4 separate regions of the Mus musculus genome follow, and regions 1, 2 and 4 are each linked to region 3. Evidence: chromatin loops called from intact Hi-C (ENCODE). Cell type or tissue: left cerebral cortex. All regions are shown on one strand. Region 1 overlaps Mprip (myosin phosphatase Rho interacting protein). Region 2 holds the start of Olfr225 (olfactory receptor 225). Region 3 has its middle 17 kb from the start of Nlrp3. Region 4 holds the start of Pld6 (phospholipase D family, member 6).

Region 1 (8,000 bases), 230 kb before region 3:
TGGGGAAACAGGGCTGATTTCTGGGAGCTGAGGAGCCTCGGCTGTTTTCTAAACCTCAAGGATGTCCTCACACGAGCCAGAGCGGAACCAACATCTTTACTGCCAGCCTGTGCCTTCTCCCTTCTCTCTTTTAAAGGAGAGCAGAGGCTACCCACTGAGAACCTTACTACCTTCCAAGCAGAATAGATAATGAGTCCTAGGGGGACTCATTCCCCATTCCTCAAAGCCATGGAGCCCCAGGCCTGGCCTGTTAGGGCTGCCCTCCCCAACCAAGCAGTAGTGCATGCCCTGTTCCATCTGCAGCTCACAGCTACTTTGACTGTGGGTCATTCCTTAGAACCTTGTGATAGCCACTTCTGGGCAAAACAAGCTTTCTCATGATTTAAAGAAACTGAAGAAATGTTATTCTAACTCTGTGTTCCCACCCCATCATTTTGCTGGATTCAATAAAGAACACCAAGCATCCAATCATTAGGCTTTGATATTGTTTCCTGAGCCTCACATTACTGAGGGTCGTTTCCAAGAGCCTCTATTCAGCACCTTTACATTCCTGCTTCCATTCTGAGGCTGAGTGCAGTGTGTGTGCTGTACCAGTCACCTTCTCTACATAGCCTGTTTAGTGTGCCTGCAGTTTAAATGGAACTTATCATAGACTGTTTGCTGTGGAAGTTTCTGCTTGTCGAAGTCTATTAGTGCTTTTTTAAATTTTGGCTTATTTCAGGTTCTAAGGTCCATATAATGGATGCCTGCCCTATAGGAAGTCTCTTCCGTTTTATTTTGATTTGAACATCTTGGAATACATGCAGATAGGGTTCAAAATTCCTATAACAGATACTAATGTATCCTTAACAACTAGGTTGTTTCATTGTTAAATGTATTACATTTGATAATTGTCACTCTATATACCAATTTAAAATTTTTGAGTGTGCTGGAAAGTGGTGGTGCATGACTTTACTCTTAACACTAGGGAGGCAGAGGCAGGCAGATCTCTGTGAGTTGGAGGTCAGCCTGGTCTACAGAGTAAATTCCAGGAAAGCTAGGGCTACACAGAGAAACTGTTTTGAAAAAAACTAAAAAACTAACCAACCAACCAAAAAAAAAAAAAAAAAATCAAACAATAGCAACAACAACTAAAAACAACCCTTCTAAAAAGCAGTCAAACAAACAACAAAAAGTTGAGTGTGTATTTGTTTATATGTTCACGGAAGCCATGGCTGATGGCTGGCACTGAATGCTGATCTGCCTTGATCACTTGCACCTCATACAGTTCTCACCGGACCCAGAGCTTGCAGATTTACTATCTCTCTTTCTTTGGGAATCCTTCATTGCCATCTGCCTCATGCTAGCATTATAAGGGGACCACATCACACTGTGCCTACCTAGCATTTATACCTGAGGATTCAAACTCTGTCCTCATGTTTGCTGCTAAGTACTTTAAATGCTGAGCCATCTCTCCAGCTCCAAATTTTAGTTTTTAAATCATCTCTAGAATCATAACAAGTTCTTCAGGGACTAAGATGTGGACTCATGTTAAGTGGTGTGAGGCAGTGGCAGCAGCCCAGGCTTCCTGATCTGGACAGAAACCCAGAGAAAAACTGTTCCCTGTTCCGCTCTCAAGACAGTCTGCTGTGCAGCTGTGCCACAAGCCCAACAGAGGGCCTCAAGTTCTTGGGCACAGACATACATGTCAAGCCCAAAGCCTCCTCTTAACCTGTGCCTTTCATTTCTAAGGTATTCTCTCATATTCTTCATAACCATTCTGACGGCCTGCTAACTGACTATGAAGTTGCCAGGCCGTGGAGACTCCTGCAGCTGCAAAGAGACGCAGGTGATGGTGGTGCATGCTCTCCACAGGATCACTTAATACACAATTTGCTATTTCCTTACAATGCTTAATGTTTTTTAAAGGTCTAGACAGAAATCAGGAAAACAATGCTGAGAACCAGTGCCTCAAGTATCATCAACCTGTCCTGTGTCAGACAGAGGGAGCGAGGACGAAAAGCTCCAGCCTGAATGTCCCATTAATTCCCTTCAGTGTGGAGTCGGCGTATTGAGAAACAGTCATAGATGCCCTGATGAGCTACAGCTGTGACAGACACTGTGGCAGGAACACTGGCCTGCAAAAAGACAGCTGGAACAGGCACCCTTGGGGCCTGTCCACCTTCCAGTGGGGAAGAAGATGAAGACACAGCTACTAGACCACCTCTGGATTCTAAAAGATGGTTAAGACCTTTCATGATTATGGCTAGGCAGTCACACACCGTACAGTCTAAGATAAAGGAGTGTTCCCAGAAGCATGACAGGCAGCCTGGGAGACTGTGGGAAGCCTGCTCAGACTCAGTGCTCATCACAAGGCCAACTCTGCCTTGGGAAGCTAGGATAGGAAAGGACCCCTTGACACCGCTTTACAAATATCCCTGTGTGGTGATGTCCAAACCCTGCTCTCTGAGAAGACTCAGGTGGGTGAGATGTGAGGCAGTCCTCATACTGATACCTCAACGTTGAAGTCAGAAGGGGTTCTATGAGGGTAAGAAGGTGAAGGGTGTCCGTGCCAGGCAAGGGAAGACCCTACTCTCCTTTCCCACAGGGATGCTTTCTTGCTAGTGTCCCTTCTGGGTCAGGAATAGAGGCGCACGAGAACGTTACTCAGGTCTGCTTGAGCAGCAGCTGAATGCAAGTTAAGAACTATCTCTTATCCCAAATCCAAGACCTCAGTTGCACAGAATGTCCCCTTTCTTGCATCACTAAAGAGAAGTGGCTCTGAAAAATAAATTGTGCTAAGGACCTTGAGACTCTCAAAGTCCCGCTGGTACTTCTCCTGCAGGGCGGCCACATCACCCTCCAGCTCTTTGTGGCCCAGCTCCTCTCGCATGACACCCATTTGGGCTTCCAGCTCCTGGATACGTTCTCGCAGCCCGGACATGGACTCGGCCTCATCCTTGGCTGCTGGCACAGCTCTGGGCTCAGATGGCCCAGGGGCCAGTGAGGAATCTGGGTGTGAGGGTTGGTAGAGGCTGAGGGCTCCCCGCAGGCTCCATATGTAGTGTTCCTGCAAGGCCCTCAATTCCTCCTGATGAACAGCCTGTAGCTCCCGAACCTTCAGCTGGAACCTGTCCTCCAGCATCTTCATTTGCTGCACATGATGCTGTTCCATGGCCTGCCTGTCTTTGACTGAGGCGTCTAGCTGGCTGAGAACCCGGCTACGCTCAGCCTGCAGGGTATTTTCAGTGTGGCTCAGCTGTTCCACCATGCACCTGATCTCCTCTTCATACCTGCCCTGTAGGGCAAACATGCTCTCACTGTGTTTGTTTTCTGCTTCTTGTAGACATCTCTGCTGATGGTCCATCTGGCTCACTTTGGCCTTGAGCTCAGTGTTTTCTTTTTCAATGAGGGTGATAACCTTCTGGTACTCACTCTTCTGCTTGTGGAGAAGTTCTTCATACTCTTCCTTCAGGGCCCCAACTGCTTGTGCACGTTTCTGGCCTGAAGCCCCCTTAGCCTCCTGACAGGCCTTCTTGTAAAATCTCAGCTCTTTTTCATACTCCAGCCGAATTCTGCATGCTGCATAGCACACTTGAGCTTGAATAATTGCATCTTGAACCAGTAATGAAGAATACTGACCAAGGCCCTCTAGACAAGATTCATATGAGAGATGCTGGGACATCCGCAGAAGCCTCTGGCAACCCCCAAGTGGCTCTGTAGGAGGCAGGACTGGCAAGGCAGCTGAAATCTCCTCAAGGATGCTAGCCTTTTCTCTCAGCTGCTGGGCCAGCTCATCCTGAATGGCAGCAAGGACTTCAGGGCTCTGATGCAAAGCCTGCAAAGGCTCTTGGGAGCCATCTGTGCCTGGCCTCAGTATCTCTCCTAATGGGTTCTGGTCCCAGGATGTCTGTACCTGGTCCTCCCTGCCAGTTGGATGCCTGAGGGTTTCTAAGATCTGCTGTATTACTCTTTCAAAGTCTGGGGTTTGGTAGGCTCCCAAGATTTCTCCCAGCATGCACTTGTGCTGCTGTAGGGCTGCCTGGGTCCCTTGTAGGGTCTCCTGTATGCTCTGCAGCCTATGGTGGAACAATTCTCTTACTGATTGTGTGGCATAGCTGAGCTCTGCACGAATCCATGTGGCATCAGCCAGACTTTGGGGAGTATGCTGCTGCCTGTCTCCTGATGTGCAGGCTGTTTCTTCTCCCAGTGTCCCTAGGTGTTTACTTAGTGACTCGACCTGGCTCCAGAACTCACCATTCACCAGTACCTTCTTGGCCCAGATCTCCACTGGAGCCCCAGCAGAGGGGGCAGCACTTTCTTCCTTCAGTGGCCACTCCCCTGACTGAGTAAGCTCACAGAGAACACCATAGACATCTGAAGTGGTATTTTTTAGAGAGTCAGCTATCTGGTTGATGAGTGAGGCCTCCAGGACTATCTGAGCAGAAAGCAGCTTCCTGTGTTCCTGCTCATTCAAGATGGGCTGACAGGGCTGCTGCACAGGGGCTGCCATACCACTTTCTATGGGGTGCTCCTTCTCTTGCTCAGCCTGCGTCCTGCTCTCTGCAGGGGAAGCCCATGGTTGAAGGGCCTTGATGGCACTCACAAGCATACTCTCTATGTTAGCCAGGGAGGCTGCACATGCATCCTGGCCCTCCTCCTGGTCAGCCCATGGCAAAGACCTTAGCTTTTTCCAGCAGTTTTCTAAGCATGTCAGGGCTTGGCTATTTTTGGCTTGGAAGTCTTCCAGCTCCCCAGGGTGGTGTTCAATGTTTGTGGCCTTCTGTTGTCTTTCCTGCTCTAGCTGAGAGGCCAGAGCGCTAGCCTGTAACAGGCTGGCACGGAGCTGCTCTCGCAACTGTGCCTCTGTGCCAGCCCACTGCTGGTGCAGTGCAAGCAATGCCTCCTGACTCTGCCCCTGCTGGCTTTCCAGCCTCACAGTTACGTCTTTGAGCTTTTCCTCTGTGACATAGAGCTTCGTCTCCAGAGAGTGGATTATAGAGATGTAGGTTTCAGCATCTGCAGCTGCTGGCAGTGTGTTCGGGGTAGCTTCTGAGGACACACTATCCTCTGAGGGTGACTGGTCCTGGCTGGTATCTGATGATGTGCTGCTAGTCCATGCCTTTGCACACCCCTCGGGGTGTATGTATCTTTGACACTGGATTGTGGAGAACCTGATTCTTGGCCTTTTTATAGGAGCTCCTGGATCAGACTTAGATGTGCTCTGCAGATGCCCCTCCCTCTCGGGCATATCAGCTGACTTTGGGAGTATGGTGTTTTCCTCTCTGCTGAGGCTACCACTGCTCCCTTCTTCCCCCAGGCCAGCACTTGGATCTTCATCCTCTGGCTGAGAGTGAGGAAAGCCAGGAAATACTCTGGTGACTGAGCCTAAGGGCAAAATGCCACTGCCCTCCTCTGTTGGCTCTGTGGTACTCAGAGGCTCCTTGGCATCCTTTGGAGAATCACTCACAAACCTCCTTAGACACTCTTCCTTTTCCTGCAGCTTAATTTCTGTTTCCTCTAAGCTGCTGCCCAAGGCAATCATTTTAACTAAAGCTTCATTGAGGTCTTGGTCTTTCTTTTCCAGAACTCTCTCATGTGTTTCCTTAATGTGCTTCAGCTCTTCTTCCTTTTCTCTCAGCAGAGTGCGCACGCTCTGTAGCTGGACAGAGACCCTGTGGTGTGAGTGCTCAAGGTTCTGATAGTCAACTTCCTTTCCCCTCAGCTTCTCTTGGAGCTCAGCCACATCCCCATCGGATGTGGCCACACGTTCCATGAGCTCTTGAAACTGATGCTTGATGAGATCCCGTTCATCATGGAGGCTCTGTACATGCTGGGCTAACTGGCGGATACTGGCCTCTCGGGCCTCCAGCTCTTCCTCTAGCTTATGTACCTGCTCACTGCCTTTGCACGTTTCACTCAGCTTCTCTTTCTGGAGGGCCTCCACCTGCTGCACATGGCCTTGTAGCTGATCCTCATAGGCACTGGCCTTGTCCTCTACTTCCTTCAGGTTCTGCAGCAGTGCCTGCTTTTCTTGCTCACAGCTCTCCAGCAACAATGTATAGTTCCTCTTTAACTTCTTCTCCATCAGACGCTGGGCTTGCTCACTGGTACCCAGCTGTTGGCTGAGCTCAGCAATGCATTCCTGCAGCCTCTGCACCTCCTTCTGTCGATCCCGTTGCAATGCCTGTTGTGTTTCCAGGTCTCTGAGTTCCTGTGTCTTCTCTAACAGCCGGGCTTCTGTACTTCTGAGTTTCTGCTCACTGGCCCTCAGCTGGCCACTCAGCATGGCCTTGCTGTGCTGCCATTCCTCCAGCTGCTCACGAACCTTGCCCTGCTCCATCTTCAGCTCACCCTTGAGCTTGGCTAGAGCCTGCTCCTTAATGGCCAGCTCTGCAGCGGCATTACCAAGTCTCGTCTGCAGGGTCTGAATCTCAGCCTCATGGTGGCGGATTGCATCCTTGGCCTCCCCATAGCTGTGTTTCAGGGTCTGAATCTGCTGTGTGATGAGCTCCTGCCGCCGGCACTGAGCTTCCAGCTCACTTTGCAGGTCTTGGTTGACTCTATGGAGCCTCTGCCAGGCACCCGATGGAGAGGTGGCCACTTCAGTCTTAAAAAAACCGATTAAATACTGGTTAGTAACACTCAGGCCACCCTGTTCTGAGTGTCACACCTCTGGCCAGGATCAATCATAGAAAAGCTCCTTTGTGGGTTTGCCTTTAATCCTTTGCACAACTTTTTTTCTTCATTTAAAGAAAAAAATTCAAATTAATGTGGGTTTTGTTTGTTTTGTTTTGGGTAAATATAGCTGCTTCCACATAAACAGAACACAGGACAAAAACACCAATAAAACAGCTCTAACTGAACAGTGTCTAGAAGAAATAAACCAAATAAAGCTGAATAATGGAACACACTGAGAAGTACAACAGAGGCTGAAGGACCAAATAATTGATTTTGCAAAACAAAGTATGCAGTTCTAGACCACATGTTTAAAGCAGCACAAGGCCTAAGGCACAAGAAAGTGACGTCACTTCCTTCTGTGACAGGAAGAGAAGGAAGGCAGGTAACTACTCGAGAGATGTCAGCAAAGTAACATTGGACATTTCCTTTAGAAAGCGTAGTCAGGCCTCCACCGTAAGGAGAAAACTAATCTCTACCTGCAAGAAGACAGAACAAGGGGAATGCAGATCATGAAGCAAAATGTAATAAAACAAACCCTCATAAAGCTCAAAATAAGAGTGAAACATGCAAAACCCAAAATAAAACACAAAACTCCCCATACTGAGAGACACACAAGAGACAGAACTAATGAGTATAAAGAGGAGACAATACAGCTAAGTCAGGCCAGCCTCACCTAGAATGTGGCCTGCCCAGGCTCCCTCAGTCTGCTGGTGGGGAAGCCACAGATGTGACACTCAGGTAGGTTCCAGTTCCACACCACATTCACCAAAGCATGCAGCCCTCCCAGCAGTTAGCACAGCACCCTACCCCGAGCTTGCATCACTGAACCCTCAAGCGCCCGCAAAGCCCCTTTCCCCCTTTCACTTTTGACTGTAAGCATTTTGAAGCTCATGGGTATTATTAGGCTCAGCAGGAAGCTGCCCCCATGCTGAGCAAGGCTATTGAGTGTAGATGCACACGAAGGTCCATGATAGATACACAAGTTAGCAATGTGCAAAGCTCCTTAGTGGTGTCTTTACCACCAAGTATGAAGTCAAGTCTTGTATGATGGAACCAAAACAGGCTTAAGAAAATGACCTTTAATTAGGCATGGTCTGAATACCCTAAAGGCTTTCTGAGTGGGCTGTGTAGAAGGGAGATGCCTGGCCATGGCCAATTCCAGGCAAGGTCTGAAGTAGGACAACAGTGAGTTGGCTGGAAGGGAAGATGGTACAATAATGTCAGATCAGGGACAAAGATAAGCCAGAACACAACAGCAGTGTGAGGGATAGCCATGAAGGTAAAGTAGGTCTTTGGTTGAGGGGAGTGAAGGACTCCAGGTCCACTAGCAACTTGATGAC
Region 2 (8,000 bases), 89 kb before region 3:
CAAAGTAGAGTCACTAGACCATTCACCTGTTCTTATTCTCTGCGTTATTGTAACACGGGTGGATGGTACAGCTCTTGGCGAGCTCTCACAAGGAAGGCCCTAGGAGAAGTCCCCAGCAGTAAGCACTCTTTTTTTTTTTTTAAGTGAAAACCAATACATCTTCTAAACTAGGCTTTGGGTGTCACTAATGGAAGCTGTAGTTTCAGAAACTTTATTAGAAAGGATTAAGTGCATGCATTCAAAGTTGTAAATTAAATTTTACACAGTGGAAACTGCTTTTAATTTTGTGATAGTTAATCTTACTGATATATATATGTAATTATACTCCAGGCATGTAGAAATTAGCAGAGGTCCACAAATTGAAAGTTGCTAATTGTATTTTCCCCCTTTTGGGGAAAAAAAAACTGCGAGAAAAAAACAAACGCTAAAAGATTTATTCCAACATAACATAAAATTCTGTTTTAGCACAGCTGTTTGACCCAGTTTGCAGAGACAGGTGGTGCTAAGTGAAAGTCTGCTCAGGGAAGATGATGTGCAAATGCCCAGACAGTGGCTGGCCATGCCCAGTAGATACAGAACAGAGACAGCAAAAGCATGCATGCAAAAACAGCAAAAAGGACACAAAGGAAAAGGACTCTGTCACTTTGTGTTTCTTCTAGAGAGGGCACAGTGGGAGGATGACCTGACCCCCTTCCCACTACAGTGCCTGTAACAGCCTTGTGGCAAGATCTTAACCGGACAAGCAGCAGAGGTCATACTGTTTGAAGAAAACGCCGTTTGAGCATGAGGAAGAGCTGTGAGAAGTGTATAACCTAAGCAGTTAGGGGATTTGATCTAAGCAAGCACAGTGCTAGTGCACGGGTGGATGGCACAGCTCTTGACCAGCACATACAAGGAAGGCCCTGGGAGAATCCCCCAGCGCTACAAATCCATTCATAGATATCCAAACATGGGAACCCCAGCAACTTTTTGGAATTAAAGACTACTAGATAGAGTTATTCAAACAGAACTGTGAAAAAGAGAGAGGAGACAGAGCAAGACCCTGAGAAAGGTTCAAAGTCCATGGGACAGGACAGAGACTACAAATGAGGTAACTTTGCATTGAAATCCAAGAGAAGGTAACAAAATTTCTCTCTTCCTCCAGTGTGTTTCTTCTTAAAGTTTCACCAGCATCAGAAGGGGCCCACTGTAAAAGCAGGACTTGCTTTACCTAAAAGCCGATGAGTTAAATGTTTAACCTGAAAAGCTACTCTTGAAGCAATATTCAGTTGGATGTTTAATCCAACATCTGTGTCATACCCAAACTGCCACACAAAATTAATCACCTCAGAGATGATGTTGTTTCCACAAACTAGAAACACTTCAATGTTCACTTCTTTTGCAATGTAAAGGCATGAGGAGAAGGAAAAGGGGAAGTCTGGAGTCGATCGATACAGACTGTATTATTCATATGTGGAAATAGCACAGTAAACCCCACTGTACTGGCTAGTTTTGTGTCAACTTGACACAGCTGGAGTTATCACAGAGAAAGGAGCTTCAGTTGAAGAAATGCCTCCATGAGATCCAACTGTAAGGCATTTTCTCAATTAGTGATCAAGGGGGAAAGGCCCCTTGTGGGAGGGACCATCTCTGGGCTGGTAGTCTTGGTTTGATAAGAGAGCAGGCTGAGCAAGCCAGGGGAGGCAAGCCAGTAAAGAACATCCCTCTGCATCAGCTCCTGCTTCCTGACCTGCTTGAGTTCCAGTCCTGACTTCTTTCAGTGATGAACAGCAATATGGAAATGTAAGCTGAATAAACCCTTTCCTCCCCAGCTTGCTTCTTGGTCATGATGTTTGTGCAGGAATAGAAACCCTGACTAAGACAAATTGGTACCAGCATAGTGGGGTATTCCTGTGACAACCTGACCATGTTTTGGGGAGGACTGTGGGAGGACTTTGGAACTTTGGGCCAGAAGATCCATTCAGTGTTAAGAGCTCTGTGGGATGTTGTGTAGGAGCTTGGAAGATAATGTTGAGAACAGTGCAGAAGATGGAGGCCTGGCTTGTGAAATTTCAGAGGGAAAATTAAAGACTCTTTTCAGGGCCATTGTTACTTTGATTGTGAAGATTCTGTGGTTCTGGTTAGCTGGGGCTGAAGAATCAGCTGTGATTAACAAGATACCAGAACTAGGGAAGTGAAACCTTTGTATTACTGGGACTATTGATGCTGGTTAGCTGGAGCTAAGAAATTAGCAGTGATTAAGAAGAGACCAGCATCATTGAGGTGACATCTCCTGGGAAGTGTTTTCTGAGAGCACAGAGGCTGTGTTCCAGAGATAACCAATGTTTTATTTCGTGCTGCAGCAGGACTTGGTAATGTGTAAGAGTCACCCAGGTGGTACTGGTTTTGGAGGCATGAAGGGGTCATAAAGAATGGCTGAGGCTCAGCACTGTGAGAGGCCACGGAAGGCCATTCATTGGTGAAGGTGCAGCCTCAGTTGCAATTGATGGCCCAGGACTGAAGGGGTCATGCAGTGTTTTGGAGATGCCAGTACCATGAGATGACCACCAAGAGCAGCAGCAGTGGAGTACAGGCATCTGGAGCCTAGAGGACGACACACGTGCTACAAAGGGCATGGCTGGAGAAGTGACCCAAGCCCTTGGAAGACCCCAGAAGATTGTGAGTTGGATCCCAGACATTGGAAGGTTGGAGATTGATTTTAGCTTTTGATTGTGACTGTGCCCTGATATTTTTCCCTCTTGAAGGAAGTTTTTTAGTAAAGCCCACAGTTAAGAGACTTTTAATTGTAAAGACTTTGGATTTTAAAAGAGATTGAAATTTTAAGAATTTGTAAAGACGGTGGGACTTTAAAAGTTATTTAGATCTTGGGGATGAATAAGAAACTAAGGGTTGAGGCTTACCAGTGATGTGTTTGTGTGTCAAGTTGACAAGGGGTCAATTGTACTGGCTAGTTTTGTGTCAACTTGACACAGCTGGAGTTATCACAGAGAAATGAGCTTCAGTTGAGGAAATGCCTCCATGAGATCCAACTGTAAGGCATTTTCTCAATTAGTGATCAAGGGGGAAAGGCCCCTTGTGGGTGGGACCATCTCTGGGCTGGTAGTCTTGGTTCTATAAGAGAGCAGGCTGAGCAAGCCAAGGGAAGCAAGCCAGTAAGGAACATCCCTCCATGGCTTCTACATCAGCTCCTGCTTCCTGACCTGCTTGAGTTCCAGTCCTGACTTCCTTTGGTGATGAACAGCATTATGGAAGTGTAAGCCGAATAAACCCTTTCCTCCCCAACTTGTTTCTTGGTCATGATGTTTGTGCAGGAATAGAGACCCTGACTAAGACACCCACTAATGGGAGCAACTCACGTATTTGTACAAAATGCTGAAAGGGAAAGAATAAAAGACATTCTGTTTGCATCTACAACAAACTCACATTCTCATTCTGGTATTCCCTGTAAATCAGAAGGGAAAATGTGAAGCGAGCTGACGTGTTTTTCAGTGTTAAGACAGTCCTACTTCATAACTGTCAGAGGGTGAAGGATGAGTTGAATGTTTTATTTCCTCATGGTTAGCATCGCCATCATCACTGCCATTGATAGCCTCATCTTGGTTCATTCTCACTAGTCCTCCTCCATAAGCAGTGATGGCCTTGCTCCCTAGACACTCCCTGCCATCCTTAAAGTTTCGGTGCCCAGTCTTTCTCTGATGCAGAAGGCCTGATTGATCCATCGGGAGCGATCCATCGGGAGCTGGTTCTACGAGAACTCTAGAGCACTGGCGGCAAGCTTTGTCACCCACTCATTACTGAGACGTAGAGAGTGCCGAGGTCAAGTGCTTGCCTGGGGTAGGCAAGGCCCTGGCTTCCATGCCAGCCCCGCAAAAGTCTAAAAGAAATAAGAGAGAAGGAAAAGAAAACAACAAAAACGAAGCTGAACATGGTAATCCAAATATTTGCAATCCCAGCACTTGGGAGACAAGGAGGGGCGCTGGGCTACAGAGATCGTGCCTCAAGAACAAGAGAAAAAAAAAACAAAAACCCAAAAACCAAAACACATTTGTCAAATCAAAACACACAGCTGACTCATGTTTCCATAGACCAATCTGTTCTGTTTTGTGCTACTTTTGAAATGCTTGCTACATTCACTAAACTCACTTTGTGACCTATACATGGGCCATGACCTGAAGTTTAAAATAAGCAATGCTTTTAGTTAAACAGTTAAGTCCGTTTGTGCGGGGACAGGGAGGAGGGTTGGCTGGTGACCATCAGAGGACATGGGAATGTTTGCTCCACAGGGTGGAGCAATAGAGCTGGAAAACTGAGACAGCTTTCTATGGGAGAGAGCAAGTGTTCCCATTACTTCTCTGACACACAGGCACATGCGCACACATTCTGTCAGACGGTGCCTCCTTCCTCTTGTGTCTGAACAGCATCACAGGTTAGCTGTAAATAAATCATTTCCTCCACTCTGTGCAAAAAAGGAAGCCACAGGTCTTTTTCTGTCAGTTTGCTGGGGTTTTTTTTTGTAAGAAGTCCTATCTCCTTGAATAAAATGGAGGCCCTTCCCTGCAGACAGTAATATACATCACTGATCTGGGACCTATGGGATACAAGACACCACATCGTTGCCACCTTTGGCTTATTGTCACTATGATTCACTATGGGTCCGAAACACATGGACAAGTGAGGTGAGTTCCAGGTCCTGTCAGTGCCCTGCGGGTCGAGCAGGTTTCTATCTTTTCCCAGAACCTTCAACATGGCCGCCTTCATGTCTTTGTTTCTCAGAGAGTAGATGAAAGGGTTTAGCGTGGGGGTCACCAGGCAGTAGAACAGAGTTAGAAACTTGCCCTGGTCCTGGCTTGCCAAATTGCCAGGCTGCATGTACATGTAGATGATGCTACTGTAGAAAAGAGACACCACCGCCATGTGTGACGAGCAGGTGTTGAAGGCCTTGCGCCGACTAGCTGTAGACTTGATCCTCAGGACGGCGGCAGCAATGTAGCCGTAGGAGACCAGGATCATAATGAGAGGCACAAGAACAATAGGGATGGCCAGGATGAAAATTAGGCCTTCTATCCAGCTTGTGTCCACACAGGAGATGTGGATGATAGCCGGCATCTCGCACACAAAGTGGTTGATACGGCGATGACCACACCGCCCCAGAGACATGGTCAGTGGGGACATCAGTGTCGAGCTGGCTGTGCCACCGAGCCAGGCAAAGGCTGCCAGCTTCAGGCACAGCTGTGGGTGCATGATGGTCAGGTAATGCAGTGGCTTGCAGACAGCTACAAAGCGGTCGTAGGCCATAACTGACAGGAGAATGCACTCGATGCCCCCCACGGACAGGAAGGCAAAGAGCTGAACAGCACATCCTACGAAGCTGATGGTCTTCCGTGGGCCCCAGAGGTTAATCTGGAACTGGGGGATGCTACTGGTGCTGTAACAGAGGTCAAGAAGGGACAGGTTGCTGAGGAAGAAGTACATGGGTGTGTGTAGCCGGAGGTCCATGAGGGAGAGGAAGATGATGGCTGAGTTGCCTGTGACAGCTAGAAAATAAAAGACCGTACAGACAACAAAGAGGACCATCTCCAGCCGGGGCTGGTCAGAGAAGCCCAGGAGAATAAACTCCCCAGAGCTCTCATTGTTCTTCTCCATCAGCTGTGACCTGTTCAGAAAGCATGACACACAAGCATTAGGAAAAAGCCAAGATGATCTGGACACAAACGGTCCCCCAGCAGGGACGTATTTCACCACATCATCAATATTTTAACTGTAGCGACTTGTTTAATGCTTGCCTGTCAGGTGAGGTACCAGGAGAAGATATTTGTCTACCATGGAAGGAAGCTCAAACTATCCCCCAAAGAGCACTCTAATCCATTTAATTAAGGTAAACGGATAAATGTTCAAATCTTTTTTTTTTAGTTTAAAAATGGAGCACCTATTGATATTTTTAGAAATAAAGTAACATTTTAAAAAGTCACTTTCCCAGAGTCTTCTAACATTGCAGTGATTTTCAAAAACTTGATACAATCACCTTTTCATTTTTGTGAAATTGTTTCAAGAAGTTTGCTTGGATCTCCCATTTCCTCACCCCATGTCCATGTTTCAGTCATCAAAGATCAGTTGCATAAAAACCTAGGCTATTGTTCTTATGATCTTGTGCCACGAGTTACAGGTGGAAAGGGAATGAGGCACACGTTGGCATTCAAGTTACTCACAGTGACTAACTATGCTTCCAGGAAACTAAGAGCCCATGGTCCTAAATGTTCTGACTTCTGAAAAGCTAAAGATTTGGTCTCACCTTGTGACCTAGTGATTCAAGTGACATTGCCTAAGAGACCCAAAGTAGCTTTCATTGTGTGGAGTTTTTCTGAAAATTATGGCACACAGGAAGGAAAAAAAAAAAAGAGCAAAATGTCTCACAAATATGAGACATGTTGATTTTCAAGCTTCCTGAAGCCCCAGCGTTCTAAGATGCTGGTCTGCAAGGAGGAATTCACCTGTCAGGAGGATGCTTAGGAATACCCAAGCCCTGTTTGCTGCAAAGACCTCTCCTCAGAATGACCTGCATCTCTGAGAGATGCATGAAGAGACCGAGTCCAGGATTGAGATGTTGCAGCCAGGTGAGGCCCTCAGATGAAAGGGGAGTCAGGGCATTTTTCCCAAGAGAAGAAAAATGATTGCTAAAGGCTGAAATCTTCCCGCACATGGTTCTCTGTGCTTGGCCTTTCTCTTAAGAAAAGTCGCAGCCATGTTCTTGGGCAACAGAAGCTGGCAGCTGTCCTCCCTCATACCCCGCATGCCACAAGTCAACAGCCTGTTACTTGTCTCATGGCTACACTTTAAACCACGCTTTGCTTCCAGTTTAAAAAAGGGAATCCAGTAATACAATGAATGAAAAATAGAAGAAGTAGAAAATAAATATCACATGCTCCAAGATACAAAAAGACAATGGCAAAGGGTGAGTTCCCTTGACCACATTCTTTAATTGAAGGCTAGAGGTTATTTTCTTGTCCAAAGAAATACCTTGATTCATGGTTATCTGGTGAAATCCCAACCGCAAAATCATTGAAAACAGATCTTCCTAACAATTCACAAGTTGTCTGATACAGACTCTCGGAATGCTTGAAGTATAAACAAACTAATGGGCTTAATTCATTGCCAGTAGCAAACCCAAATATTCTAATAATGTTTGTAGCAGTATATACTATAAGCTGAGAGGTGTACAATCATAAGTGTTCAGGAAAAGCTGGGGACATTTTTATGGCCCATTCCACACTGCTGCACAAAATACGGGAGAAGGGATGATCTGTAACAAACAGAAATGTGTTTGATTTACACTTATCTCCAGTTTGGGAAGCTCGGGGTCATGGGGATACATTTGGTGAGTGCCTTTTCGTTTTACCATTCCATAGTAGAAAGACAGAAGAGAGAGAGGTCAGGGTCATTGTTTTATTTGGAACTCACCTATGTGATAACTTACCCAGTCCTGTGGTTATAGCAGCATTCACTCTGGAAGAGACTTTGAGACCCAACACCTTTAACAGAACCTGCTCCCACTCAACACTGCTGCCCAGGGGAGTCAGGGTGCAACACATGAACTTTGGAGGAGCATAGTTAAACCATAGCAGTAGCTTTGTGGATGGCAAAATCAAAGAGGGTTGTCCGAAGAGAAAAACAAAAACAAAAATGATTCTCTGCTGATTGGAAACTGTAACATAGTTACACAGCAGATATCTGGGGACTAAACACAAGAACGGTCAAACCTTGGCTTGGTGTTTACTCTCACTTACCAGGTAAAATGCAAAAGTAAGGAGAAAGAGAAACATTGTTTTTCTTTGAAAGCCTGTCCTGGAAGTAAGTGTTCAGCTATTTAGGACATGGTGAACACATTGTGTTTACTGAACCGGGCAACCTACCCCAGTACAGAAACTGTCACCCCACACTTACTCCCTAGAAAGGGGGTGACAAAGACTCCCTGTTCCCACCCAAGCATTTCTTCCCCATAGTGA
Region 3 (8,000 bases):
CTAGCTGTGCAATGCTTGTGGGTCTGGCATCTTTGCTGATCTTCACCCGAGAACTTCTGGTGTTCCTCCAGGTTCCTCCTGCTGACTCAAGCTGAGGCTGAGGCCTGGCTGTCTCTGCTAGGTCGTGTCACCTCTGTTGTGAACCCAACCCTACTGAACTGGGCTGCTGGTGTATCTGTGAGGTGTTTGTGAGTAGACCAAGTTGCCACTGCCTGCTAACCTGTGAACTGAACTGCCGATTTCCAGACAACACAGATGGGAGTTGCTCCAAAGAACCTTTCTAAACAGGTCCACTTCCCCCCATCCTTTCTTTTCTACTACCTCTGGTAGGTGGTGGACTACAAGAGACGTTAAAGTGTTTAAGAGCTATCATTAAAAATAGGTTTTGAAAAATTTAAAGTTACAATCTCTGGCTGTCTTAGGGTTTTTATTGCTGTGCTGAAACACCATTGACCAAAACCAAGTAGGTGAAGAAAGGGTTCTCTCATCTTACGGCTCTCCCAGGCCACTGAGGGAAGTAAGGGCAGGAGCTCAAAGCAGGAATCTGGAGGCAAGAACTGTTGGCTGAAGCCGTAGTGAAATGCTGCTTACTAGCTTGCTCCCATGGCCTGATCAGCCTGATTTCTCAAATAACCCAGGACCACCAGCCCACAGGTGACACAGCCCACAGTAAGCTGGACCCTCTCACACCAATCCTTAATCAAGACAGACAATGAATCATCACAGACTTACCTACAGGCCCAACCTCTGAATTAAGATTTCTGCTTCCCAGACGTGTCTAGGTTTGTGTCAGGCTGATACAACCAACAATGATGGGGATGGGGCTGGAGCAAGGGTGGGGGGCAGTAGATGACGTTACTAATATGGCAGCACAGGAGGCTGGAGAGATGAGTTGGTGGCCAAGAGAGCTGGTGGGTCTTCCAGAGAGCCTGGATCTGATCCCCAGCATGTACAGGATGGTTTACAGCTCTCTGTAACTCCAGTTCCAGGCGATCCAACATCATCTTCTAGTCTCCACAGGTACCTCACACCCATGGTACATAGATACATGCAGTCAAAATACACACATAGATAAATGAAAATTTTTAAAGGGCAAGAGGACTGAGAGTAGACACACAAGACTCCTGTCACAGGGAGGTAAGGTGGTCAGAGCCACTGGGGCTGGAGGATAGACATCCTGACTCAGGGATGAAGCAAGATCTAGTATCAAGGAGGGGGTTCTTACTAAACTGACTTGGCAAGATTCTTACCTAAAAGTAGAGTTTATAAGGAAGCACTCAGATAGGATTAGAAGAAAGAAGTCTGACTGGGACCATGGCTATGATTCAGAAGTAGACGGCTTGCCAGGCAGTGGTGGCACACGCCTTTAATCCCGCACTTGGGAGGCATAGGCAGGCAGATTTCTGAATTTGAGGCCAGCCTGGTCTACAGAGTGAGTTCCAGGACAGCCAGGGTTATACAGAGAAATCCTGTCTCAAAAAAAACTGGAAAAAAGAAGGAGGAGGAGAAGGGGGAGGGGGAAAGGGAGGGGGAAAGAAGAGGAAGGGGAGGGGGGAGGGGGAGGTGAGGTGGAGAGGGAGAGGGAGAGGGAGACCACTTGCCCAGCTTGCATGAGGCCCTGGATTTGATCCTAGAATTAGAATAAAAATAAGGGGAAAAGCCTGACTAAAACTTGGTCAAACAAAGTGTCTTTGTGACCCCTGCTGTCTCCTCTTAGTGGTGGGTACCCATGACAGAATCAAGGCCTTCCTGCCTGCTACCCCCTCCCACACTGAGCTACACTCTCAGAGTGTCCAATGCACATGTGCACACATGCCTGCCCTCGCACAGGTGCACATGCACACCCATACACACACACACACTCTCTCTCAAGCACAGGTGCACATGCACACCCATACACACACACACACACACACACACACACACACACACACACACACACGTACACACACACCCTTGCACAGGTGCACATGCACACCCATACACACACACACATGTACACACACACCCTTGCACAGGTACACATGCACGTACACACACATGTGCTCGCACAGTTAACTCTCCACTCACTGACCCCCATCTTGTATATGTAAACGTCTGCTTGTCCTGTTGGATTACTGTCGCACTCACTAGCTCCCTCCCAGCTGTCAGTGGTCCTGAGTAAAGTCTCCCTTGATCTTTCAACTGGGCTCAGGATTCTTCACCTTTAATAACAGCTGTCACTCTGACTCCTCACGGTGTAATGTCGAAATGTCCCAGAGTGAGGAGGGTGGAAATGAAGATGAGAGGAATGACCTGGGAGCCACAGCTCAAAAGACTGAAAAACCAAAAACATAATGAGATCAGTTAAGTTGTGCCTCAGTCAAATGCTTCCCCTACATCAGTGGTTCCCACCCTTCCTGATGCTATGACCCTTTAACACTGTTCCTCATGTTGTGGTGACCCCCCCCCCCACCAACCAAAAAATTACTTTCGCTGCTACGTCATAACTGTAATTTTGCTACTGTTTTTTTTTTTTTGATGAAATGTAATGTAAATATTTTTGGAGACAGAGGCTTACCAAAGGGCTCGAGACCCACATGGTGAGAACAATTGCCCTGTGCCTTTTCTGGGTACACAAGAAACAAATGTGTTGTATAGCCTGAGGATTTATACCCATAGTGCCTGATGGAAGAGTGAGACATTTTCTTTAGTGCTGTAGCCACAAGTAAGGTACAAGTACTGCTGAAGAGCCCTAAGGAGACTCACGGGGGCACACACCCATAGTAGCTGAGAGGAAAGGAGTCTGTGGGAGAGAGCAGGCAGCATGACCAATATATGCTATGTGCACATATGGAAATGTCACAGATAAACCCATTGTTACTTACAATTTATATACCAATAAAAAAATCTTTGCACTGAGTTTCAAGTTTTAAAAAGGGTTTAGTGGATGTAGCATTTAAAACACTACATGTCACAGTATGTTACCACTTCCCTTTTAATGAACTGAGATTCTTAAACCAGGAGGAAGAAAAAAAAAAGGAACTGGTCTCAACCTGCTGTTGCAATGCTTTTCCTGACTGCTCTGCACTTCTGCTACTGCTCCAGCTAAGCTGCTGTGTTCCCTCCTCCTCTCCCTCCCTCCCTCCCTCCCTCCCTCCCTCCCTCCCTCCCTCCCTCCCTCCCTCCCTCCCTCCCTCTTCTCTTCCCTCTCCTAAGCATAACCTGGCCCAGCTTGCCCCATCTGCAATCCCCGTGCTTTCCACATGGCTGCGCTGGAGAGAGGACGGATCTCACCACTTGGGTCCACAGAAAGCTCCTGCTGTCTGTTTGCTCCCGCTGGTTATCATGGATGTTAGGACTGTCTGCCCTCCATCGCCATCCCCAGATGGAGAGAACAGAAAACTGAGAAGCGGAGGAGAGTGTGAAGCCACAGCCCAGGGAGCACCAGACAATAAAAGGTAAGCGCAGGCAACAAGACCGTGTGATCTGACTGAGGTTTCCAGGAAAAAGCAAAGGATGAAATGCTAGAGAGAGCTGGTAATTGTGTGGGTGAGGGCTTGCTTGGCACTTAGGTTCTTAATTTACCACATAAATTTACTTCTATTAAGGTGGGCGGTGGTGGCTCTTTAATCCCACTTTAATCCCAGCACTTGGAAGACTCAGAGTTTCCATATTCTGAGCTCACTGAATTAGCCTCGATCCTAGAGATGTTACCTTTGTGATCAAGTTATGTGAAGTTTCTTCCCAAAGGTGAAGAGAGGGTCAGATATCCTCCTGCTCCACATAGTGGGTTGTCTGTCCCCTGACCTGCCTTGGTTTTTAGAAACAGGGTTTCTCTGTGTACCCTTGCTGTCCTAGAACTCTCTTTGTCGACCAGGCTGGCCTTAAACTCAGAGATCTGCCTGCCTCTGCCTCCTCAGTGCTGGGATTAAAGGCGTTCGCCATCACTTCCTGCCCTTCCTGTGTTGTTCGGGTCTGGCTGCTTCTCTGTTTAGGGAAAAGCAACTAAGCACTTTTATATAACGGAGATATCCTCAGAGTGTGAATGAAATGGGCAGGTAGCTTCAGGGAGAACGGAGAGGGTCAAAATTTGGTTGGAACTCAAATGCTAACCTATTATCCACCTGGAATTGGCATCAAATCCCACAGGCTGCCAAATGTGGTGGTGTAAGGCGGTTTATCCCAGCATGTGGAGAGTGGAGGCTGTAGGGAGAGTTCAGAGTTACAGAGAGCGTTCTAGATCAGCCACAGGCTAAGATTCAGCCTCACATAACGTCCTGGGTTTAGGTATCACTCTAAGGTCCTTGGCTGCCGCTTCTAGCCAACTGGTTACAAAGTCAAGCTTTCTAACAATTCTCCAATCTCAAGCTTGAAAATTCATAAATGTGGCTCCCACAGCTCAGAGGAGCACTTATTGCCTGCGAGGCCCGCACCGGTGGTGCAGGAAGCCTGTCTCTACAGCGCCCTCTTTTGGAACAGCATGGATATGGTTCCTGCTCAGCACAACATTCGACTTTTTTTTTTTTAAAAAACAGTGGAAGTAGCCTAGGAGCTGTCTTTGCTGCTCTCTGCTGGTCACGAATAGAACTGCCAAGAACTGCCTACGGCTGGATTCTGCTATGCCTCTGTGATTTTTCTGACTCCCTGGGGAATACTCCTAACGGGACCCCGAAATTTGCATCTTTTAGTCGTCTAGGGCTGGAATGATCTTGAGCTCTCAAATGCAAGATAGCAGTTCTCTTAAAGCCAGATGTCCTCTGCGGTATCCAAGGAAGCCAACCAAGTTCTGCTCCTCTGAACCCTAAGGGTTAGATGTGCTTATGTCTCACTCTTCCTCCGGAACCAGCCTGCTCCAGGATAGTTTGCAGAAGGGCACATTCCCCGCTACCAAGGCCGCCATTCTGGTTCCAAAGCTGCATCATAGCCGTACCAGTACTTATCCCTCAAGTCTGCTTCCAGAGACGTACTGGCTTTGAGATGGACTAAATCAGGGTGCAACCCGCACCCTCCATAGTCACAGGTCCCTGGACAGGCAAGGGGATGAATCACAGAAAGCTGCAGAGGCCGACCTTGGGACGGATCACCCTTAGCTTTGTTGGGCTGTACAGAAAAGGTGCAAACTCTTTGTATTAACACCCTTGGTGTTACAGGCTCTGCTCCACCCTGCTATTCAACTCACAATACAGAGGAAGTAAAGGATAACTTTATTAGTGGACAAATGTTCCCGTACTTGCACGTTTTTTTTTTTTTCTGAAAGTAATTCATTGAGTAAAAAGTTTGAAAGGAGTAAGACCTAAGAGATTGTTAAGACTGAGTTCCATATTCTGGTGGTTTAAACTGACAGCTCACAAAACTTCCAGTATCACTAAACCTTACACCGTGTGAGCTTCGTTTTGCTTCTCAGCATCAGTCTCTCACAGAGAATTCAGCTCTATCAGTATCTGGGTGTATTTCTGCATTTGCCGTAAGGAATAGTGGACAAAGAGAAAGAATTCTTGAGCCAGGCTTTTCTCTAGAAAACCTGGGTTCAATTGCAAACACCACATGGTCACTTAAACAACCATCTCTGACTCCAGTCTCATCTTGAGCCCTCTTCTGGCCTCTGCGGGTACTGCACACACATGGTGCACATACATGCAGGTAAAATACCCACACACATAAAAGTACACTTTAAAAAAAATAACAAAATAAAATAAAATTGGGAAGTGTTGTGTTTCATCATAGTTTCAATCATAGGCAGATATCATCTAAGAAGAATACTCCTTTTTGTTTGTTTGTTTGGTTGGTTGGTTTGGTTTTTGGTTTTTTGAGACAGGGTTTCTCTGTATAGCCCTGGCTGTCCTGGAACTCACTTTGTAGACCAGGCTGGCCTCGAACTCAGAAATCCACCTGCCTCTGCTTCCTGAGTGCTGGGATTAAAGGCGTGCACCACCACTGCCCAGCAGAATACTCCTTTGTAAATGGATCAAACCATGACAGGTTTTAAATGCTCTTCATCCTCAAATATGTTTTACTGTGCCAAAACAAACTTCACAGACATAAAACATAAATAATAGAATATGAGAAAATAAGTTCAGTAGCAGTTCAGCTCCTCAGCAGCTCAGCAAGCCTCTACAGCCACTGGGAGCCAGGAGCCCCCCACCCCTACCCCGTGGTCAGGGCCTCTATCCTGTGGCCCAGGACCTCGGTTTTTTTTTTTTTTTTTTTTTTTTTTTTTTTTTTTTGGTACACTCCCGGCAAGCACTGGTCCTTACTTAGCCCAAGATTTCTTTATCTTCTATTTCCCCCTTTTTGCTCTTGGTGTTTAGAAACAATCTCTGCCCTCACCTCACGCTCTACCTCTCTTTTATGACCTTTATCCTCTTGCTTAAGATTCCCCAGTGCTACCATTAGAGAAATACACACCATCCAAATGGCTTTCCCTCTAAAGCATTCTGCCTTCCTGGGTCATTGTCTGTCCTTGGGCCAGGAAGATATGACTGCTTAGCTCTCTGTATCTGTTTTAGTTGTAAGTGAGCACACTATAGATGAAGCTCTTCATGAAACCTGCCCACCTCCCCTGGTCTGGATTACGTCACTACCGAGTCCTTCCCCAGTGTCTTTGCCTGCCCGGGAATGGCTGATGAAAATGGGCCAAGGATGCTAAGCACCCACGTTCCCGGTTTCTGGGCCGAGGTCCCTCAGAGTTCATCGTCTTCCCTTGACTGGAGCATGATCCTCTGTTCCCTATTAAAATACAGTGGCGTCCTGGAGGGGAGCTCAAGGGACATCTTCATATATGTCAATGCCCCTCGAAGCAGAGGCTCTCCACCTTTGTGTTTGGGAAACTCACCCAGGACTGGTGTTTAGCTGGGGATTTGGCTGGCATAGTGGGGGAGGAGAGTGGGAGCCTGAGCAGGACCTCCAGGACCTAAAGAAGAAAAGGAGGTAAAGAAGGGGAGGAGAGAGGAGGTGAACCCACAGGGGATCTTACCCAAAAAAGGAGGGTGTTTTAGGACTGCAGGACCTTGCAAGCCTTAACCAAGTCTTTTACCACAGGACAGCCCTGCTGCACTTTAGGAAAACCCTCTTTGAAGACATAGTGTTAGGGGAGGGCCAGCATTTACTACACACCTCTGAGGAACTAATGACCTTTTACCAGACTGTTCCATGCTTTCTTAATTGACAGCAGAGGGGTTGGGTCTGCAGCTCAGTTTAGAGTACTTGCAGGGAGCCCTGGATTCAATCCCCAGTACTGACTGCATAAATGGAGCGAAGTAGTAGTATATGTCTGTAATCCCAGTACTAGATGGGGAGGCAGGAAGATCACCCTTAGAGTGAAGCCAGGCAGTGGTGGCACAAACCTTTGATCCCAGCACTCCACGGTTTTTTCAAGACAGGGTTTCTTTGTGTAGTCTTGGCTGTCCTGGAACTCACTTTGTAGACCAAGCTGGCCTCGAACTCAGAAATCTGCCTGCCTCTGACTCCCAAGTGCTGGGATTAAAGGCATGCGCCACCACGCCCGGCTAGCACTCAGCTTTTAAAGACAGCTCCAGTTACCCGACGGACCTCCTAAGGCTTGAGGCACATACAGGGTACACATACACACATACCAGCAAAACACTCAGACAAATAAAATAAATCTAAAAAAAATAATAAAAAGAAAAAGGTATTAAAATAATAGCAATAAATAAAAGAAAGTAAAAGGTAAAACACAAATAAGAAGAAGCACAAACTTGGGCTGGGTGTGGTGTCACACCCTGGTGAACCAGCCTGCCTCCATCTTAGAGAACAAAGCCATCTTAGAGACAAGTTAGGTTCGTCCCTGTTTATGATTAAACCTCTGTTTCTCAAGGATTGGGCTGTGCCCCACATGTAGCTTTAACTACACATGGTTCTGTACTGCCTGTTCCAGGAAATGACAACCATGCTATTGTTTCAAAAAGTTATTATGACCAGCTGTTGCTATGACCACCTTGTGGTGACCAGCTTGCTGTGACCACCTTGTTATAACCATCTTGTTATGACCACTGTACAAA
Region 4 (8,000 bases), 260 kb before region 3:
CTTTAGAGTCCAGAATAGATGGGACTACTGGGACAATTGATGCTAGTTAGCTAAGGCTAAGGAATTAATGGTGACAAAGAAGAGACCAGCACCACTGAGGTGAAATCTTTCTGGGAAGTGTTTTCTGAGAGCACAAAGAAGCTGTGTTCCAGAGATAGTCAAATTTGTACCTCTTGCTGCAGTTGTACTTGATAATGTGTAAGAGTCACCCAGGTAGTACTGGTTTTGAAGGCATGAAGGGGTCATGCAGAGCAGCTGAGGCTCGGCACTGTGAGAGGCCATGGAAGGCCATTGGTGAAGGTGAAGCCTCAGTTGCAGTTGATGGCCCAGGACTGAAGCGGGTATGCAAAGGAGCTGAGGCTTGGCACCATGAAGAGAGTCTATGAGAGGCTATTGGTGAAGCCTAGTTGCAGCAGAATACCCCAGTGTGTTGGAGATGCCAGTACCATGGCATGATCACCAAGAACAGCAGCAGTAGTCGAGTGGATCAACCTGAGCTTAGGGCAGAGCTGGAAAAGTGACGCCAGCCTTCTGGAGAAGCCAGAAGATCATGGGTGGATCCCAGACATTGAAACAAGAAGCTGTAACATTGAAGTTGCCTTGGAGACTCAAAGATGTTTGAGGTGCCAGAGCCATGGGCTATCTGCTGAGAAGAGCTGCTAACAGGGAGTAGAACCAGCCCAGGAGACAGAAGTTTGTTGCAGTCAACAAAGATGAAAAAGGAACTGGAGATCTGAAGACCACCTTGACATCAGACATGGAGATGCAGAGTTTGGAGTTTGCCCAGCTGGTTTCCTGTCTTGCTTTGGGGATTACAGTTAAGTGATTGGATGGATCTCAGAAGAGACTTTGAACTTTGGACTTTTAACATTGTTGAGACTGCTATAGACTATGGGCACCTTTGAAGTTGAACTATATGTATTTTGCATTATGCTATGTTTAAGTATGGCCCCCATATGTTTGAACAAGCCTATTGGGGCCAGATTGTGGAATGTGATGGTTTGCATATGCTTGGCCCAAGGAGTGGCACTATTAGAAGCTATGGCCCTGTTGGAGTGAGTGTGGCCTCTTGGAGTAGGTGTGTCACTGTAGGTGTGGGCTTTAATACCCTCCTCCTAGCTGCCTGGAAGCAAGTATTCTGCTAGCAGCCTTCAGATGATGAACTCTCAGCTCCTCTTGCACCATGCCTGCCTGGATGCCGCTATGTTTCTGCCTGGATGATAATGGACTGAACCTCTGAACCTGTAAGCCAACCCCAATTAAATGTTGTCCTTATGAGAGTTGCCTTGGTCATCGTGTCTGTTCACAGCGATAAAACACTAAGACAGATATACTATCAATCAATCCGGTTCCATCGAGGAGATGCAACTGTGTGTACTGTGTGTCGTGTGTACCAGTGGGGCTGAGGGAGGCATCATAGGGTGCACCTGCAGGCTCAGATGGATTCAGACACTGGACAATAGAATCTAGCATGGCTTGCATTATGTATGTGCTTCACTGTTAACAGGGCTGAGCACGATGACTCAGCTTAGTCTTATAATGCCAGTTCTTGAGGGCTAAGGCTAGAAGATTGCTGTAAGTCTGAGACCATCTAAACCAGGCTATGCTACAGAATAAGACCGGTTTGTCTAATGGTGCCCAACGTCAGGAAATAGGTCAGTCTCTGCAGATGAGGAAAGTATCGGGAGCATGGGTATGAGAGGGTCTCCTTAAAACAGGAAGGGGTGTGTGTGTGTGCCCCATCGAGCTCAGCATAGGAAGCCATGCTGGCCTGGGTGGTCCTGGAGGGATGAAGAAAGTGATGTCTGTCTGTATCTTCTAAGTTTTGGGTCAGAGGTCTTCCTGTCTTCCAGCATGTGACATTCTCCTATGTTCAGTCACTGTCCTATGTTCAGTCAAAGCTTCTGATTGTCTGCTGTTTCAGCTGTAGGAACGCAACCCGAGGCAGCTCTGAATTCATCTCACAGTGAGCAAAACTTGCTGCATCATTAGGGACAAAAGACATGGTGCTGAGTGTGGACCACTGTGGACCTAAGTTCATGAGTGTGTTTCCCCTGTCTAGGGCACACTATCTAACACTGGGTGTCCTGAGCCTCTGGTTCATATAGTCTTTCCATCACTTCTTCCATTATACTTAGCCTTAGGTGTCTGGGTTACAATGCAGGTGTATCAGTTGGGGATGAGCAAAAGTACCTGCTGCCAAACCTCGTAAGCGGGGAATCTATCCCCACAGTTGCGAATTCTCAGCATTCTGATCAGTTGTGGAACTCTGATTGTCTTCATCTGTTGAAAAGGAAGTTCTTTGATGAGGGGTGAGAGCTGCACTTATCTGTGGATATAAGTTTTTAGAAAACAGAAATGATTTTGGCCTAGGAAACTGGCAGCAAATAAGTTCTTCTCCCGCAGGCCTCTGGCCTATCCATTGGCTATATTTATAGTACCGTTCATAACTCCTTCCTGTAGACCGTACAAATCCACAAACAACATGGTAATTGAAGAAAATCCCAAAGCAAATCCCATTAAAATCAGGAGACGGCATCCCACTATCCCCATTTCTTTTCAATGCGATGCAGAAACTCTAGAGCAGTCAGGTAAGGGAAGGAAATTCATGGGAAACACATAGGAAAAGAAGTCAAATGAAGGTACTCGCCTTCAATCCCAGCACTCTGCAGAAGCAGGCAGATCTCTGAGTTCAAGGCCAGCCTGGTCCACCAATGAGCGCGCTTCCCCAAGGGCTCTTTGCTAGCTTGGGAAAGCTGTGCAACCGCTAGTTTAGCTCCTGGCTGGGGGCGGGCCCCGCAAGGGGGCGTGGCACACCCGGAGTTGGGGGCGGGCTGGCACGTGTTGGGCGCGCAAGCGCTTGGTGCTACGGCTGACCTTAGAGGTGGCGGCCATGGGGCGCTCGAGTTGGCGGTTGGTGTTCGCGGCTGGTGCGGGTCTCGCGCTGGCCCTAGAGGCACTGCCGTGGCTGATGCGTTGGCTGCTGGCTGGGCGGCGGCCAAGGCGCGAGGTGCTCTTCTTCCCCTCACAGGTGACCTGCACCGAGGCTTTACTGCAGGCCCCAGGGTTGCCTCCCGGGCCCTCGGGCTGCCCGTGTAGCCTCCCCCACAGCGAGAGTTCACTGAGCCGCCTGCTGCGCGCGCTGTTGGCCGCCCGCTCCAGCTTGGAGCTCTGCCTCTTCGCCTTCTCCAGCCCGCAGCTGGGGCGTGCAGTGCAGCTGCTGCATCAGCGTGGGGTGCGCGTGCGGGTCATCACTGACTGCGACTACATGGCCCTCAACGGCTCTCAGATCGGCCTGCTGCGCAAGGCAGGTAAACCGCCGCCGAGGGTGCACACCGGCAGAGGGGTAGAGGACTTACTTGATGCCCCTACCGACTTTGTCCAGAGCAGGTAGCATTTCAGGGAGAAAGGTGGAGGCAGGCAGGCAGAGATGAGCGGGCCAAGGAGCCAAGGTTCATAGTCTGTTATATTCCGTGTCTGGGCTCCCCATGAGTAAGGTATGTGGCAATTCCCACCAGTTTCCACGCTCTGACCTTGACCTTAGAGGCGTGTGTGTTTAGACTTAATTTCTGTGATTGTTCTAGGCTGAGATGGCTGACATAAGTGAAGGCATGGAGGATAAAACTTAAGTCAGTTTAAACTCAGCCAACACTGAGAAACCCTTAGCGGCTGTGTGACCACAGCGGGAGTAGGAGTGACAGTGTTGATTAGTGAGTTTCCCACTAGACTCTGTGATCATTGGAAAGTGGACCCTACAGTGTGGCGAATACTTGCTTCTCAGCGATCACCTCTGGGCCCATAGGTATGTCTGGCCCGCCTACAGCTCAGCAGCAGGTGTGACAATATCCTCCCTTAGGCCTGTGGCCCTTGTTTGTTTTCCTTCAAGTGGTTGGCACTGGAGGAACACAAACTTTGACTGCTAGATCCCTTCATTACGCAGGAGTCAGTGCCCCCATGTCCCTCCCACACACCTGCCTAGCCTAATCGTTGTGCCCACAGTGGCTGACAGGCTAGGGGAGCCCTTGGGAGATGTCCAGGCTTTGTAGGGCTCTCGAGGCTTTTTATTTCCTCCACACGGCCTGTCTTCCCACATCCTGGGGATGGTGTAGCCTTGGAAACCAGGTCTGCTTCCAGATCCCTCATAGGGAAGGAAGAACACCGCAGCACTGACCTGTTGTGTATCACTCACGTGGGCAGCACAGAAGCACTCTGTCAGTCTGATAGCTGCCCCTGTCCCCTTGCTGGCAGTCACAAAGTGACCTTCAGCCAGGTCATCATTTTGGGTGGTGGACAGTAGGTATCAGACATGGTTGATGTCACTGTATTTAGAGTTTGGAGAGTCATAAAATCTCAGATTCAGCGTGGTGGCACTGCCGGGCGTGGTAGCGCATGCCTTTAATCCCAGCACTCGGGAGGCAGAGGCAGGCGGATTTCTGAGTTCGAGGCCAGCCTGGTCTACAAAGTGAGGTCCAGGACAGCCAGGGCTATACAATGAAACCCTGTCTCGAAAAACCAAAAAACAAACCCTCGGATTTGGAAAGAACCAATATGTCATCACAGATAGAACTTCCAACTGATGTTCTGGCCACAGCTGGCTGAGTTCCAGATTGTTCCATCAAGTGCACAATGTGCCAGTATTTGGTACCACCAGGTGTTTGTGGGGAAACACATAGATCAGAAGGCTCTGGAGAGGCATCAAGAAGGTCCAGCTAGCATGAAGTGCCCAAGTCAGGAACCAGCTGCTGAGGTCTAACTAAAGCAAGAGGTCCTCTGAGCTAAGGTGAACGGCAGTGTGGTGGGTGCTGCCGGGTTTGCTGTGGAGTAGGACAGAGGCTGGAGGAACGGAAAGGCAGGACATCACTTACCTAGAGTGTGCAGGACCTGGGTTTCACCCCAGCGACCCTGCCAAACTTACCCTCAAAAGGAAGAAACCGAAACCAGAACTCTAGTGAGGACAGCAGTTTGGATGTGGCACAGTCCTTTCAGTTAGGGAGGTAGGTACCCTGGGAGGCTGTGATTCAAGTTAGCCAGCCAAAGCCAGTGTGCACTCCTTCCCTGTCTAGGCTTTTGTCCTTCAGCTTACCCGTTCCAGGTAGAGACAGGAAAGGCAAGGATATGTCAAACACCTGACTTCTTCCCCTGCAGGACTGTGAGGTAGTATTTAGACTTTAGGCTTACTGGGGCTGGTATGGGTTCCCCAAAGGTGATTGGATGTTTCTCTCTGTAATCTCAGTACCACCCTGGGACAGTCCCTGGGCATCCTTGTCTGGGTGGGTGACATAAAGGCTACCTTGGCTCTACAGGGATACAGGTACGGCACGACCAGGACCTAGGCTACATGCACCACAAGTTTGCCATCGTTGACAAGAAGGTGCTCATCACCGGCTCCCTCAACTGGACCACACAGGCCATCCAGAACAACCGGGAGAACGTCCTGATTATGGAGGACACCGAGTATGTGCGGCTGTTCCTGGAGGAGTTTGAGCGCATCTGGGAAGAATTTGACCCCACCAAGTACAGCTTTTTCCCCCAAAAGCATCGAGGGCACTGACCCTGCTTTGTTTGCTCCTCTTCCAGCTTGTGCTTGTGATGTCCCCTCCTGCTTTGCATGAGCCTTTCCTGGCTGGCTGGGGAGCAGCTGCCAGTCTTCCTGTGCATGCAGCCCCAGCAGAAGTTAGGAAGGTGACAGTGTTGGACAGTACTGTAGGCTCCCTAGTACTTGCCTAGATAGGCAGCATCCTCTCCTGGGCATCACTAGACAGGCCTCAGAGTGCATTGGCCCTTGTCTCCAAGGCAGTGTTTAGTCGCTGGTGGGCACTACCCATTGGCCACGCCTGCAGCTTGCCCAGGCTTTGCTTTGCTTGTCCGTGCCCCTCACACGTAGAGCCAGACTGTGGACTTGGGAGGGGCCTCGCCTCTAGCCCTGTGGTGGACTCTGCGTTTACTCAGTAGTGGATCAGAAGCTGACGACAAAGGGAACCCTGGAGGTAAGCAGGCTGCCCAGGCTGTTACCTCAGCTCTGCTGGGCACTGACAGGAGTCGGAGGAACAGCTTCTCGCGCACATCTGTGACATGAGTTGCATTTTGTCATTGTTCATGCTTGTGTGCACGACAAACTCCATGCGGCTCCTGACGTGTCTGTCCTTTAACTTAACAGCAGACACTGTGCAATGCATGTTTTCTCACTTAAAAACATTTTTTTGGGGGGTGGGGGTGGAAGGAGGTGGGGAGGGTCTCACTCTGTAGCCCTGGCTAACCTGGAACTCACTATGTAGTCTAGGCTAGTCTTCAGTTCAGAGATCTGCCGGGTTTGCTTCAAGCACTGGGATTAAAGGCGTGCACCACCAGACCCTGCTGTTTTCGCACTTTTTTTTTCTTTTTTTTTTTTTTTAAGGAAAGGAAAGAGGAAGGGAGAGTGGGGGGAGCATGTTGGAGTAACAAGTCCTGATATCCCCTTCTTGGGCCACCCTTAGCCTCTCTTCCTCAGGTCCTCAATCCCATGTTTTCACACTTTTTAACGTTCCTTTTACTTAGTGTTAGACAAGTAAACTTGATGTTGATTTTCCAAAAGATTGAACAGAAACGGAGACCCTTAACTTGTGGCATATTTCAATAAATATTTTCAAGTATGAGCTGCTGCATGTCTACCTTAGCCTGCTGCATTCATATATGGTTACCCTCAGTAGAGGAGCTTTGTTTGTACAGAAATGTGTGAAGACTGATGAAGTACCATCACCGTGAGCACTGGGTTACAGTATGTACCGTCACACCCACTTCTGAGAGCTGTGAGGTAGGGCACAGTGCACGTGGACATCCACCCCTCTTGTATCAGCACCATTAAGATGATTTCCCTAACAAGTGGTATGAAAACCTTTGCTGAAAATCAACTGACCATTCATTTTAATGACTGTGTATTGTCTCACCGTGGTAATGCCCGCAGCTGCTTAGATGAATTCTGTTTTGAGAACTGGCAAAACGAACCCTCTGTTTCCAACACATTCTTATCCTCTTATATCCCTGTGTGAATCTTAAAATGATCAATCATCACTGGCAAAAATTAAAAGGTGTCTAGGGCTTTGATAGATATGATGTTGAATCTGTAGACCAAGTGGGGTTATCATCTTGAATTTTCTGTTCCTTATATATATATGGCTTCATCTTTAATTTCTCAATGCTTGTAGGCTTTTTGTTGTTTACTCAAAAATTTATTGGGCAGCTAAGAGATCCAAGGCATGTAAACATTAAAGAGTTGAGGCATATACGTACACTCATAAAGCAGCAGCTACGTTCTTGGAATCACAAGAGTGAAAGAAAAACACCTTAGGAAGATAAGAGATTGCTTCTAGCTGAGCAGTAGGGCTGGCCAATGAGGAGATGGGATTTGAAGTGGAAGCTGGAGGTCTGGATGATTAACGGTGCCCAGTGTGAACTGCATGTTTCCCCCTCTCCTCTTTTCCTATCTTTGGGTCTGATTTTCCAGTAGTGCCCTTAGCTGTTCAATACACTTATTCTATACATACTTGCATTTTCTCTTAAGGTAGTCTACAGAACTAAGTCTTTTTGGTGTTTTAACGGTTTTTGTCTTGTTTTGCTTTGCTTTCCCGTCCTGACTTTTGAAGGATTTCTGACCTTCTAATCTTGGTGTTGATGGTCCTAAGTATTTTCCATCTGGTTTGATTTTTGTTCACTTGACTGGAGTATCCATCTCACAGCAGTGTTTGTAGTATGATTTATTACTCATGTTACTGTAAATGGAATTACTTAATTTGTTCCAGTCTTCAGAACTACTGTGTGGAAATACAACTGAGCCTTGTATCCTAACTTGCTAAATTTAGTAGTGCTAACTGAATGAAAAAGTGAAAAAGAGAAAAAAAAAAAAGAGGAGGACATGCCTAAAATATGGAGGAGGAGAACCAGGCCAAGAATGGCCTGCGGACTAAACTGGACCCCGAGAGGAGAGCGAGAGAGGAGCTCCTGACCAAAACAGGTGGTGGCCCGAG

Evidence for each region. Hi-C counts contacts between places; a loop is a spot of excess contacts. Peaks named below come from ENCODE experiments on the same cell type or tissue, not always from the same donor. Only the 100,000 strongest peaks of a DNase experiment are listed, where the experiment ranks them.
Region 1: it touches region 3 in a loop (2.4-fold over the local background); 14 of 42 quality-filtered maps call a loop at or near these places.
Region 2: a loop joins it to region 3, with 8 times the contacts of the local background. A loop is called at or near these places in 13 of 42 quality-filtered maps.
Region 4: a loop joins it to region 3, with 2.4 times the contacts of the local background. A loop is called at or near these places in 3 of 42 quality-filtered maps.

Annotation. Positions count from the first base shown.
Region 1 is chr11:59,756,113-59,764,112 of GRCm38, reverse strand. It overlaps Mprip (myosin phosphatase Rho interacting protein), which reads right to left. Exons shown (of 24, transcript NM_001368931.1): 16 at 2,786-6,589. Among named protein-coding and RNA genes, the nearest start is that of Gm51899, 9.1 kb to the left of the region's middle. In left cerebral cortex, a CTCF peak has its summit at 4,888; a DNase peak (open chromatin) is centred at 4,834; H3K27ac peaks cover 3,707 bases.
Region 2 is chr11:59,610,609-59,618,608 of GRCm38, reverse strand. It overlaps Olfr225 (olfactory receptor 225), which reads right to left and starts at 5,643. Exons shown (of 1, transcript NM_001011740.2): 1 at 4,384-5,643. The coding sequence starts at 5,643. The coding sequence ends at 4,384. In left cerebral cortex, a CTCF peak has its summit at 4,277; a DNase peak (open chromatin) is centred at 4,291.
Region 3 is chr11:59,521,934-59,529,933 of GRCm38, reverse strand. No RefSeq gene overlaps it. Among named protein-coding and RNA genes, the nearest start is that of Nlrp3, 17 kb to the left of the region's middle. In left cerebral cortex, CTCF peaks have their summits at 3,259, 4,469 (motif pointing left) and 5,594 (motif pointing left); DNase peaks (open chromatin) are centred at 3,247 and 4,475.
Region 4 is chr11:59,782,529-59,790,528 of GRCm38, reverse strand. Pld6 (phospholipase D family, member 6) reads left to right here and starts at 2,872. Exons shown (of 2, transcript NM_001290283.1): 1 at 2,872-3,311; 2 at 5,304-6,636. The coding sequence starts at 2,894. The coding sequence ends at 5,551. In left cerebral cortex, no CTCF peak of the experiment used is centred here; DNase peaks (open chromatin) are centred at 2,828, 3,160 and 3,978; H3K4me3 peaks cover 702 bases.